2 separate regions of the Homo sapiens genome follow, and region 2 is linked to region 1. A link is a contact called in ENCODE Hi-C or POLR2A ChIA-PET data. All regions are on one chromosome and are shown on one strand. Each heading gives the region's core, a stretch centred on a gene start or an enhancer-like site at or near the end of the contact. The rest is flanking DNA. Distances are from core to core; before and after follow the strand shown.

Region 1 (5,273 bases), core at 731-3,230:
CCACTGACTATCTGCAAGGCCTCAAACCTGGATAAATATCTCTTTTCACATTCTACTTTCCAAAAAAGATGGACAGCAAAGGTTTTATCTGAAAGTTAGCCAAAGATAACTGGCCCACATACCAATTGATCATACATAGCAGCCTACTCCCTTCCTATGCAAAGGCACTGGCAGAAAAAATAGATAATAAGCTTAGACCACTAACCATCTTCCACAAAAGCTCATTCCATTCTCATACTAGGAAGGCCCTGGGCCAAGCTGATCCCCACAATAGGAGGCCCCAGGCCAGGGGCTGAGCCATAAAGTACCTGACTCCCAGGCCTCTGGCTCAAATCCCTGACCTTAGAGAGCAACAGGCATGCATGAAGAAGAAAGAAGCAAGAAGGGGATCCCTCCCAGCTGGCCAATTAAGGGCTCAAGAAGCAAAGGAACATGTGTGCCTTGCTTCTCTCCCTATTCCCTCAGAAAAGGTTTGGAGAATAAAAGGAAATCAAGCTAAGGATGCCAAACTCAATGGGAGTGAGAGGCTAAGAATGAAAGAAGGCCACCACAGAGCTCCACGGCTAATGACCTCCATTAGTGGCCAACACTACACTAAGGCCTTTCTCCTCTGGACTAAGTCTAGGATGTTCATGATCTGCTTGGCCCTTCTCTCAAAAGTGGTGGGAAGAAACAACCATTCAGGAGTGCCTACCTTCTAACCTCCCACCCTGGCTCTTCACAATTGTTCCTCCTCTAGAAAAAGAAAAGAGCCGGGAACAGTGGCTCACGCCTGTAATCCCAACACTTTGGGAGGCTGAGGTGGGTGGATTACCTAAGGCCAGGTGTTCAAGACCAGCCTGGCCAACATGGTGAAACCCCATCTCTACTAAAAATACAAAAAATTAACCAGGCGTGGAGGCGGGCACCTGGAATCCCAGCTACTCGGGAGGCTGAGGCAGCATAATCACTTGAACCCAGGAGGCGAAAGTTGCAGTAAGTCGAGATTGCACCATTGCACTCCAGCCTGGGCAACAAGAGCAAAACTCCATCTCAAAAAAAAAGGAAAAGAAACAAAAAGAAATAAAAAACATCTACATGTGAAAGTATATACACCTGAAAAGTTAACTACTGCTAAGAATTATAGGTGGATTTCTGGATCCAAGAGGTGCCAGACAGCCAACTGTGGATGCAGCCCTTCCTTTCCTCCCCTGTTAGCTTCCATAGTCTTCAGCCAGGAGATAGGGGGCTTCTGGGGAATCTAATCTGACTCAAGGGAGAGGATAAGACAAAAAATGCCCTTAAACCAATTCAGCAGCTATTGAACCCCTGCAAAGTGTGGGGTATTTTACTCTGCACTGGGAATACAGAGACTATGCCAAGTACTACTTCAAGGGGTTCCCCACCTAGTAGGAAAAAGACATAATTCTTGGACCCCAGAGAATGAAGTGTGTACTATATCCACCCTAAAGCTCCCAGTTACCTTTCTCTCCTAAGAAAAGTTCCTTTTGATACTGGCGAGAGAAAAGAAACCCAAAGTGTCCTACTCATGCTGCTTGCTTCTCTCCATTAAGCACCTTCCCATGCCCCTAGGAAGGACTTGGAACAAAGCCCCCTTTCCTACCATAGAAGGAGCTTATTCTCTACTCGGGATACTACATGTAAAACAGTGGAAAAATAATCAAAGACCACACTGTGATACAGTGTGCCCCAATATGCGCGAGAGCTTGATCCACTCTGAAAGGATAGTAGCAGTAGGGGCTGGGGCCAAGGAGAGGCTGCTCTATGGCTGGGCTCACTCCCTAATCAAGCGTAAAGGCCATCCAGCTGAAGCAGGAAGCAGAGAACAAGCAGTCCTCAGTTCCCAGGCACAAGACACACGTCTTGGACACTGAGACAGGGCTCCAGCCCTGCAAGTCCACATGGATCTGAGGAGTGAAGTCACCAGGTCCTTGAGCTCACCAGCTCCCTATAATGTTCCCACTAACTGAATGTCTTGATGCCCACAGCATTACTCACCTCCTATCCTGTTCTATCCTTCCCCTTTCCCCCAACCACTGGTCTGCTCACGCCCAGACGGTGAACTCACTCTCTAAAAAGGGCTGCTCACCTCCCTTGGGTGCAATTAGTTAACCCCACCCCTTCCTCCAGCACTTTTGGGTTGGGGGCCATAACTACTATCTCCTTCTGGACCTCTGACCAAGTTTAGAGGATGTCCAATTGAACTGTTAGAAGAGTCCAAAGAGCCCTGGAAAAAGCATTAGCTCAGTGCTCAGATCAGCTGTATCCATGCCATATTGACATGGGCACAGGCCTCCCTCCCCTTTCTCTGGTTCAGTTTTGTCACATGTAGCAAGGAGAGGCTTCTATTAGAGATGCAGTAATCAACCTTTGCCCAATGTTAGAATTCCCTGTGGGAGTGCTCAGAAAATATTGATTCCCAAAGCCTTAACCCAAACCAATTAATCAGAGTCTACACGTGCTCCTACAAACTGGTCAAGATCAATTACACAGGCAAGCTGGACTTCCCCAGGTACACCCTGGCCAAGGTAGATCAGAAGGCAGGGAGCCTAGATGGCTCCATGCAAAACTCAGCCCCCTACTATAAGAAGGGCAGCTCTAACAGTCAACATTAAGCTTCATTCTGGTTTCCAAAGGTCATGAGTTCAAATTTCCCCCTTTTTCCAAACCTTGCTTCAAGTCCACAAGAAAAAAAATTAAAATGTATTGGAACTAGCAAATCCAACCCCACATGCTTTGACATCAGGCAAGCATTACAACTTTTCCTTTCTCTAAAGGACCAGTCCTATCTGCCATTGTGAATTGTTTTTTTCATTTGCCACATATGGTCTCTATGGCCCAATTTTAAGAATCTCCCACCCTTCACAGAGGGAATGGTGACAAGAGAGAGCTGCTCTTCCTGCATCCACAGCCTTTTGGCTGCTCTAGTGACACATTCCCATGTGATGGTATCACATTCCTGAGGGCGTACCAACTGCTTGTGACCAGGAACTACCTGGCCACAGACTGGGATAAACCATCTACCTCATGATGTCAGCTTATCACCTGTTTCTGGTGGGTTCTCTATGAACTACCTCTCCAGGGCACTTCTTCCCTCCTCATCCACATCCGGCCTCTAATGATGCCTGTTCACCCCTCCACCCAGTTATGCTCCCTTACAAAATTCAGACACAGCTGACCACTTCCAACTTTTTGGAGCTGGTAGAGTTGTCCATTTGGCTCAGTTCCGCACAGAACAAAACCATTTCTGAGATGTGTGCCACCATTCCCGTACCCATGGGAGGGCAGACCAGCCTCCATTGTTAGGGGAGTATAACATTTCTGAATAAATCAGAGTTTCAGAGCAGGAAATAGCCCTCAGAGGTTAGCCAAACCAACCTCTTGTGGAACAGGCTATGGCCCAAAAACGAGCAAGGACTTGGTCAAGATTGCTCTGGAAAGCTAACAGCAAGGCCCAGCATAAACAACAGCTCTTCAACTAAAAAAGAGTGCCTTTTCCATGATTCTCCAATACCTCTTCCTCTCAACAAAAAGTTGGATTGATGCTCTTGCTCCCACCAAGGTACAAACAAGACTCTACATTAGCTAGGTCTAAGCAGCCCCCAAACAATTCTCACCTACTAATAAGCAACTCCCATATGTCCAGGAGCATGGCAAAACAAAATAAGTTATTGGCTCAACCAGGTGGAAAGCACAATTAGCCTTGAAGGCAGTGGTCTGACACTACCAAGAATGGGTTACACAGGAAGCCAGTTGCAAAACCAGAGTCAGGCCAGGCCCCAAGTAGGCAGGACACAAATATAACAGGTGGCCATCCCCACACAGCCCCCAAGTGCTCTCTCTCTAAACATTAGTCTTGACTTACAATATTTAGAAGAGAGACTGAAAAGAGGTTGGGCAACCACTGGAACGGGGGAAGGGCCAAATGTTTAAAGCTGAAACTTCCTTTCTAGCTTCAGAACTCTGACCTAACCATGACCAGAGCTTAAGTCCAGGCCTTTATGAAACAACACTGCCTTCCCTTCCCACACTCCACCCCGTGCATAGTCGAAAACCAAAGTCTTCTGTCTCCCAATCAAGCCTTGTCTCCATTACTCATTAGCTGAGTAATTTTTGCAGCCACTTAAAGTCTATGAGCCCCAGTTTTCCCTTATGTAAAAGTAAAGATAATAATTCCTGGCTGGGTGTGTTGGCTCACACCTGTAATCCCAGCACTTTGAGAGGCCGAAGTGGGCGGATCTCTTGAGCCCAGGAGTTCGCGACTAGGCTGGCCAACACAGTGAAACCCTGTCTCTATTTTAAAAAATAATTTTAAAAAAGATAATAATTCCTAACCTGCCAACTGTAGAGAGTTGATGAATATCAAATGACATAGTAATAACAATAAAAAAGAGTTTTACAACTATGAAACTTGTTACAAATATAGAGAATTATCATTACTTGGACACTGGAAAAAAATTACAGGGCAATGCCAGCCAACCTGTCAAGAGATTCCTTCAATTCGCATCTGACTTGGCTATTTTAAACAGAAAACTATTTGGAAAATGGGCAGCTATCCCCTAAAATTATAAATCCTTTCCAGCTTCCTAACCCTAGAATTTCTTTTTCTGGGATGTTAAGCAGCTAGAGGTTCCAGAAGAACTTGCCCCAAGAGGTTCCTAATGGCTCTTTTAAGATTTTCTTTAAGCTTGGTTCTTCTTGCCAAAGGACAATCTCAGTAGAGTGTGATGAAGGGAGAACTACTCGACTCTCCCTGGAATAAAAGTCCATGCAGGGCACACTCAAACATGTCTTCTCAACCTCCGATCTTTGAAGGATTGCCTCCTTTCTAATCCGATTCTCATAAATATGCTGCCTCTACCTGAGTTCACAGCTGGAGGGATGGTCAGTGAAGGCACAAATGACCTGAGAAGTAGAAGCCTATCACTTTCCTTGCTCCAGAGTGCAAAGTTCACCATTTTCCTTATAGTTAAGGTCAGTTACCCACATCAACATAAGAGTAATACTCTATGGATTACTCAGCAACAGCAACCTAACCACTTCACCCTGGAAACTTTTAGGACACGTTTGCATAACTAATTATGTGTTATTTGGATTATCAGAAGAGCCTGTATTCCCTGAGCTCACATTATTTAGAACAGGCAGTCCACAGGTAGCTGAGAAGAGAGGGGATTTTTTTGTTTGTTTGTTTGTGTGTTTGTTTGTTTTTTGAGAGAGTCTCGCTCTGTCACCCAGGCTGGAGTGCAGTGGCTCAATCTCAGCTCACTGCAACC
Region 2 (6,119 bases), core at 3,335-5,834, 470 kb before region 1:
GGCTACTATTCACTGACAGATCATTACATAGTAGCACCATGTCCAGTGCTTTATATAAATTATTTCGCTAAATCTTCAACCCAAGCATATGAAATAGGCATTGTTAATAAAAAATTGAGAATCAAATATATGCACAGATTCACATATGGATAGAAAATCCCCAGATATTTACCCTTTTTAAGAAATAAACTTATAGACTACTTCACAAACTCTCAGTCCTCTCCATACGCAGCAGTGACCCAAGTGTTAATCCCTAGATTCCATATTATATTTGGCAGAAAGCTCTTGATGTAAGAGAGGATCTGTTTTGGGGTCCTTTTTTCCAAAACCTGGCTCTCCCACTGACCAGCTGTGTAGCCTTGGGGATTACTTAACCACTCAGAACCAGTTTTCTCATCTGTAAAATGGGTATAATAATATCAGCCCTGGAGAAATAAATCAGAAAGCTTACATGAAACGGACAAGTATAATCCATGTTTGGAACATAGTAGGCAGTAGTAACTACTGGTTGCCTTCCTCTTCCTTTTCCCTCCTGGCTGCAGTTTGTTAATTCATCTCTACAGTCTCACATCCATCATACTTTCTATATTCCTACTCCAAGGGTTAATTTGAATACTAACTGCTCCAGAAGGCCACCTTTAGCCTCTTCATATCACTGTCCTCTGCAGGGCTACTTACTGTCTATAGCACCCAATTAGATTAAGTCAGACTCTGTATTATTGTTACCTTTCCATCTCATGACCTGCCTCATGAACTGTCTTCATTTCCCAGATTGGACTACACACTCCTTGAGAGAGAATGTCATTTTTTAGAGGTCGCTGTGTATCTATTACGACATGGCGATGGAGGCCAAGTAGATGGGCAATAACAGCTATTGTTAAAGTGACATAAAGAAGCACAAGTATACATTTTTCCATCAGTTGGGTCTGGTTCAAGTTCTAATACTTGTTCAGGGTGAACTTAGGCAAGTTTCTTCACCTCATTTTTCCCATCTATAAAATAATTGACTATATAAAGCTGGACTATATAGTTCTTACCTTTTGAGGGAGTCACAGAAGTGTGATAATCTAAGTGCAGAACCATAAAAATGTGGTATGTAATGAGCTCTCAAAGAGTCCTTCCAGCTTTCACATGCTGCCAATACTTACATTCACTGATGAAACACAGGCGTACTCACATACACCTACACATAGCTCTATATATGGTCACACAAATAGTCATGCCTTGGAATCCTCAACAGGGAGGGAGTGTCCTCGGTTCATTCCAAGTCTGAATGCAACATGGACCCCTTTCAATCTTCTTTCTCAGAGAGGTGTCAACAAAGCAGTTGTGCCTTGAACTCATTTACCTAGACAGAAAACTGTCCCAGGCAAGAGCTCCACAACTGGAGAAACACATGATAAAACTGAAAATATTCCTGGGAGAGACTAGTACAGGCCATCAGCATACAGTGAACAAGCATTCAACAGTGGTGACTTATGATCCAAATGGCTTAAACAATAGAATCTGGGGAGTGGTGGGAAATGCCACCTAACATACCCCTAGCAGTTTCCAGATTACAATGTGTTTTTCATATCTGCCATCTTATATAATTCTCAAGATCTTGAGAGATAAGGAATACTTACTCGATTTTGCATCCAGGGCACAGGCTTTGGTATCAGGCTACCTAAGTGAATCTTGGCTCCATTTTTCCTAGCTGTATGACTTGGGAAACTTCTTCATTTATTTAGCCACAGTGTCTTTATTTTTCAAATGGTATTAATACTATTAGCTACCTCATAGAGTTTTGTGGGGATTAACTTAATTAAGATCTGTAAGTACTTTAAGGGCACATGTAAGTGATCAAAAGGTATTAGTGGCTATTACTATTGCAAGTAAGGAAATAGTTTGGAAATGAAACTTGCCAGGGCCATAAAGATTTTCCATTTTATGAATAGCAATAAATATGTGCACACTCATAAATTCCCATATATGGTAACACATTCTAAGCATACAGGAATATAAACATAGGTATGAAAATGCACACAGCCCAAGCTGAACTCTCTTCTTGGAAACAACATGGTATAATGTAAAGAACTAGAACTTTTGAGTCAGACAAACTTAGGTTTAAGTACTGTTTTACTCTATATCTAAATAAGATAAATTTTTGCAGCAGCTGGGACTTAGTAGGCACCTGATAAGTATTTTTCTTCCTTCTAATTATTGACATCCTTTCTATCCTCCTCAAATTTGAATTTGTCATTGTTATTGCTGCTGTTTAATTTGGTTTTATCATATACTAAAAGAGCAGAAAAAATGAAAAACCCATAAAATCCTTTATAACCACTTAGATGTTAGGCCAGGCACAGTGGCTCACGCCTGTAATGCCAGCACTTTGGGAGGCCGAGGTGGGTGGATCACCTGAGATCGGGAGTTCAAGACCAGCCTGACCAATATGGAGAAACCCTATCTCTATTAAAAATACAAAAAATTAGCTGGGCATGGTGGTGCATGCCTGTAATCCCAGCTACTCGGGAGGCTGAGGCAGGAGAATCGCTTGAACCTGGGAGGCGGAGGTTGTGGTGAGCCGAAATCGCACCATTGCACTCCAGCCTGGGCAACAAGAGTGAAACACGGGTCTCAAAAAATAAATAAATAAAATAAAATATAACCACTTAGATATTTCATGGTACAGTGGAAAGCGTTCAGGCACCAGAAAATAGTAAGTTCTAGCTCTGGATTCATCATTTATTGGTTATATAACCTTGAACAAGTCCCTAACTTCCTGAGCCTCAGTTTCCTCATGTCTTAAATGAGGATTGTCTCTACTTTGGGCCCCTCATTAGTTTGTAATAAAGGTCAAATAATATGAAAGATGTGAAAGCCCTGTGTAAGCTTTTCACTTGGGCAAGGATATTTTTTTTCTCAGCTAAGCCCATAGAGAAGAACCAGACTGATGAGGAAAAAGAACAGGAAGAAATAAAAGGAGAAATGAAATAAGTAAGTTGAGAAAGAATCCTGGAAAAAAGTAAAAAATACAAAATAAAAAGGAAGGCAGAAGGAATAGGCACTCAAAGGAAGGAAAAAAGAAAGAAAAATTCTAGGCTATTTGGATAGTTTAGTTAAGATATACTGAAACCTTGTGCCAACCTGGAGAGAAGATCAGCCAATATAAAGTTAAGCCTCCCTTACCTTTACCTTACCTTCCTGCCATCCCAGTGTCACCTGGGTCTGGTCCCTATTATTCATAACAATTTGCATTGCTGTGTTCCCTAGAATTTGCAAACTGTTCCTTTATTGCGACAATGCTCTTTTCTCTCCCTCCATCTCCCTTTCTCAGTTATACTACTTTGGGCTAGACAGGCTCATCCTAAACAAAGGATTACTCAACTGAATAAAGGAATGCTGAGCCATCTTTGGGGCCCTGTCTTCAATCTCTCAGCAGCCTTCCTAATAAACCCTCCATCAAAATTCACCTTTTGGTCCTCTGCTTTCTTAACTCTGTGATAGAAAACATACCGATTTGAAGTTAAAGACCTTGATTCAAATCCTATCTCTTGTCTGTGATAGCTATGTGACCTTTCAATAAATTATTTTAGCCTTAGTCATCTCATCCAAAAAATGGGATGATATTTTTTTCACAGGATTGTCTTGAGGCCCAAATAAAACCATGGATATTTGAGTCCCTAGCAAAAGGATTGCTTGTCATATAATAGATGCTGAGTAATGAAAAACTGAACGTGTTATAGATTCACACATGCATGAAACCTTTAGAAACCATCTTTTTCAATCACCCTCATTTGATGTATAAAAAACTGATACCAGAGAGGTGCAAGGATTTGCTCAAAGTCACGCAGCCAGTTGTTAAAAATAGCCAGAATTTGAACCAATGATTTCTAAAAGATTTTTGCTATGTAGAAACTAAGACTACTCAAATTCAGATGTTTAGCTTAGTTAAGCTATCATTTATTGGCTTACTCTGTGCCAATCTGGTCTCAAAATATGAAACCAAACATGGTTATTTTTAAGTAACTGAGTTCCCACTTACATAATCCTCAGATCCATCACCTCAATAAATTCCTCAACCTGTGAAACAGAAGATGAGCAAGCTATTTCGACAGGAAAATGAACTATTCTGTATGGCTCCAGGATTGGCCCTGAAACAGACAAGCCAGTGTAGTCCTGGCTATTTTGGCGAGAGGAACAAAAGGAGCCTATTGTCTCCTTTAACTTTCCTGCACATCAGCCAAACCTCCTCCAACTTTTTGGCCACTGACTTTTTCTCCTAGTGGCCAGGACTCCCTTAAACCCAGCTAAATAAACGTTTTTGCACAGGAAGGCAGGTGAGGTAGAGTTTGAAAAGAGAGAAAAGAAAGCTTACCTTTGCTAGAGAAAACTACTCCATATTCATGTCAGCGGCCCATTAATGCTGCACTGCAGACCCCAGCCTGAGTCCGCCAGCCATGTTCAGTCAGTATCTTGGTTACAGGGCCTTTCTCCTAAATTAAGTCCAGGATTCCAATTTGGCAGGGTTTACTGGGATGGGAGGATGAGGGAGGGGGAAGGGCTGGGTGCCCTCTTTTCCAGAAACAAAACTACTGGAATGTCCTGTTCCTCTGGGGCCTGGTTTGATACAAAACCCGGGATGGTTCTTTACCCATATCCGGGTGTTTTACAAATCCTGGTTAGGATCTCAGGAGGAATTACAAGGGGGTGGGTTGTACTTCTGTTATCAGGACTTGCTAATTGGTCTTTGCTGAGAGGAGAACACTGTCAGTGTGGCCAGCCAAAGCTCATGGGTAGATTTCAACAGCTCCATTTAAGAAATGAGGTAGAAATTGAAAGAGCCTCCATCTCACCACCTCTTCCCCTTCTTGCTCTGAAGCACAATTGTCAGCCCTGACTATTATTCTGAGGTCATGGCTGCTTAGTCATAAGTAAAAATAAAATTGGCAATAAAACAAAGGACTTTTTTTCTACATTCTAAGCCCTATGTTAACCATTTTACATGCATTCTCTTATTTAAGTCTCACAATTATCCTGTGAGATGAATACTCTAATTCTCTCTATTTTACAACTGAGGAAAATTCAGCTCTGAGAGGGAAGGTAACTTGTCCAAGGTCACACACTTAGGAAGTAAAAGAGAAGAGAGATTTGCTGGGTCTGTCTAAACTTTTAACCATGAAACCACCACACACAATGTGCTGCTTAGGGGAGAAACACAGTACTTTCAAGGGGGTAGAAGGGACTTCACAATTATTGAAAGCCTACTGGCCACCAGTCACTGGTGGATTTTTTTATATATACATTAACTTTGCCTCCGTCATTTCTAGCAGATTCTAGAGTGAAATTTTATATTAACTATATTTAACATTTTCCACCTGAGGAAACCAGATATAGCTAGAAGATAGCCTGGATTAACACAGGTCAACACCCTAAAAACTAAGACATGGAAGAATTGAAAATACTAAAAAGAAAAAAAAAACAAAATGTTCCCCCAACAATTCAGGGTAAAACTGGAGTCTGGATTTGTTTAAAGTCAAAGGTCATTCCCATTCCTGGTGGAAAGAGAGAAGAGTGAAAAGTCACTGTCCTGAGTCAAGTGACCAAGGTTCTCGCCCCACTTGCTCTAGGAGTAATCAGCTATGTGGATTTTGTGGATTTGGCCCACTCCCTTCTCTTCTCTGGGCCTCTTTCTATTTCTACAATGAGGGTCTTAAACTAGATATGGACCCTCCCAGCCCTGTAAATTTACACATCTAGAATTCCATGAAGAAAGTATAGTCTAGATATTAAACATAGAAGATAAAGAGGTTTCAAAGACACAAAGTATAGGGAAAGAATGAGTGGGGAGCAATTTGTGGCGACAGGTCTGAGAATACTATGCCTCTCTAAAAAGGACTGCATCTACCCAACAGACCCAGGTATAGGAAGGGGACAGGTATGATGGGGGTTCCACCACCTGATATTCTTACTTTGTGATGAGGAGATCTTGGCTAGGAGCAGACACTTTTCTCCAGGCAGGCTGGGCACATTTTCCTCTTCTGAATTTAAAGTGTCTGGAGCAGGGTCCAGGGAAGAGAACATTCAGAAGACTGAGGTGGTAGGGCAAAGTCTGGGTCATAAACCACTAGAGATTC

Evidence for each region. A loop is a pair of places that touch in the nucleus more often than their neighbours do. ChIA-PET counts read pairs that join two places held with the same protein, here RNA polymerase II (POLR2A). Pooled maps may share reads with other maps.
Region 2: a map of sigmoid colon shows a loop between it and region 1 (3-fold over the local background). The contact joins the promoter of HEPH here to the enhancer-like site in region 1. A Hi-C loop is called at or near these places in 1 of 168 maps with a recorded cell type or tissue (sigmoid colon) and 1 of 50 pooled maps. POLR2A ChIA-PET finds 5 or more read pairs at or near these places in 2 of 52 experiments (CD4-positive, alpha-beta T cell and H1).

The regions. Positions count from the first base shown.
Region 1 is chrX:65,687,283-65,692,555 of GRCh38, reverse strand. All of the region lies in intron 1 of MSN (moesin), which reads right to left. Among named protein-coding and RNA genes, the nearest start is that of MSN, 22 kb to the right of the region's middle. RefSeq lists a silencer at 3,982-4,031. Within about 2 kb of position 1,980, at least 10 of the 41 ENCODE cell types and tissues checked have a DNase peak (open chromatin) inside an H3K27ac peak, as active enhancers do; they include sigmoid colon, where a contact is called at or near this core.
Region 2 is chrX:66,162,712-66,168,830 of GRCh38, reverse strand. HEPH (hephaestin) reads right to left here and starts at 4,584. Exons shown (of 21, transcript NM_001367233.3): 1 at 4,361-4,584.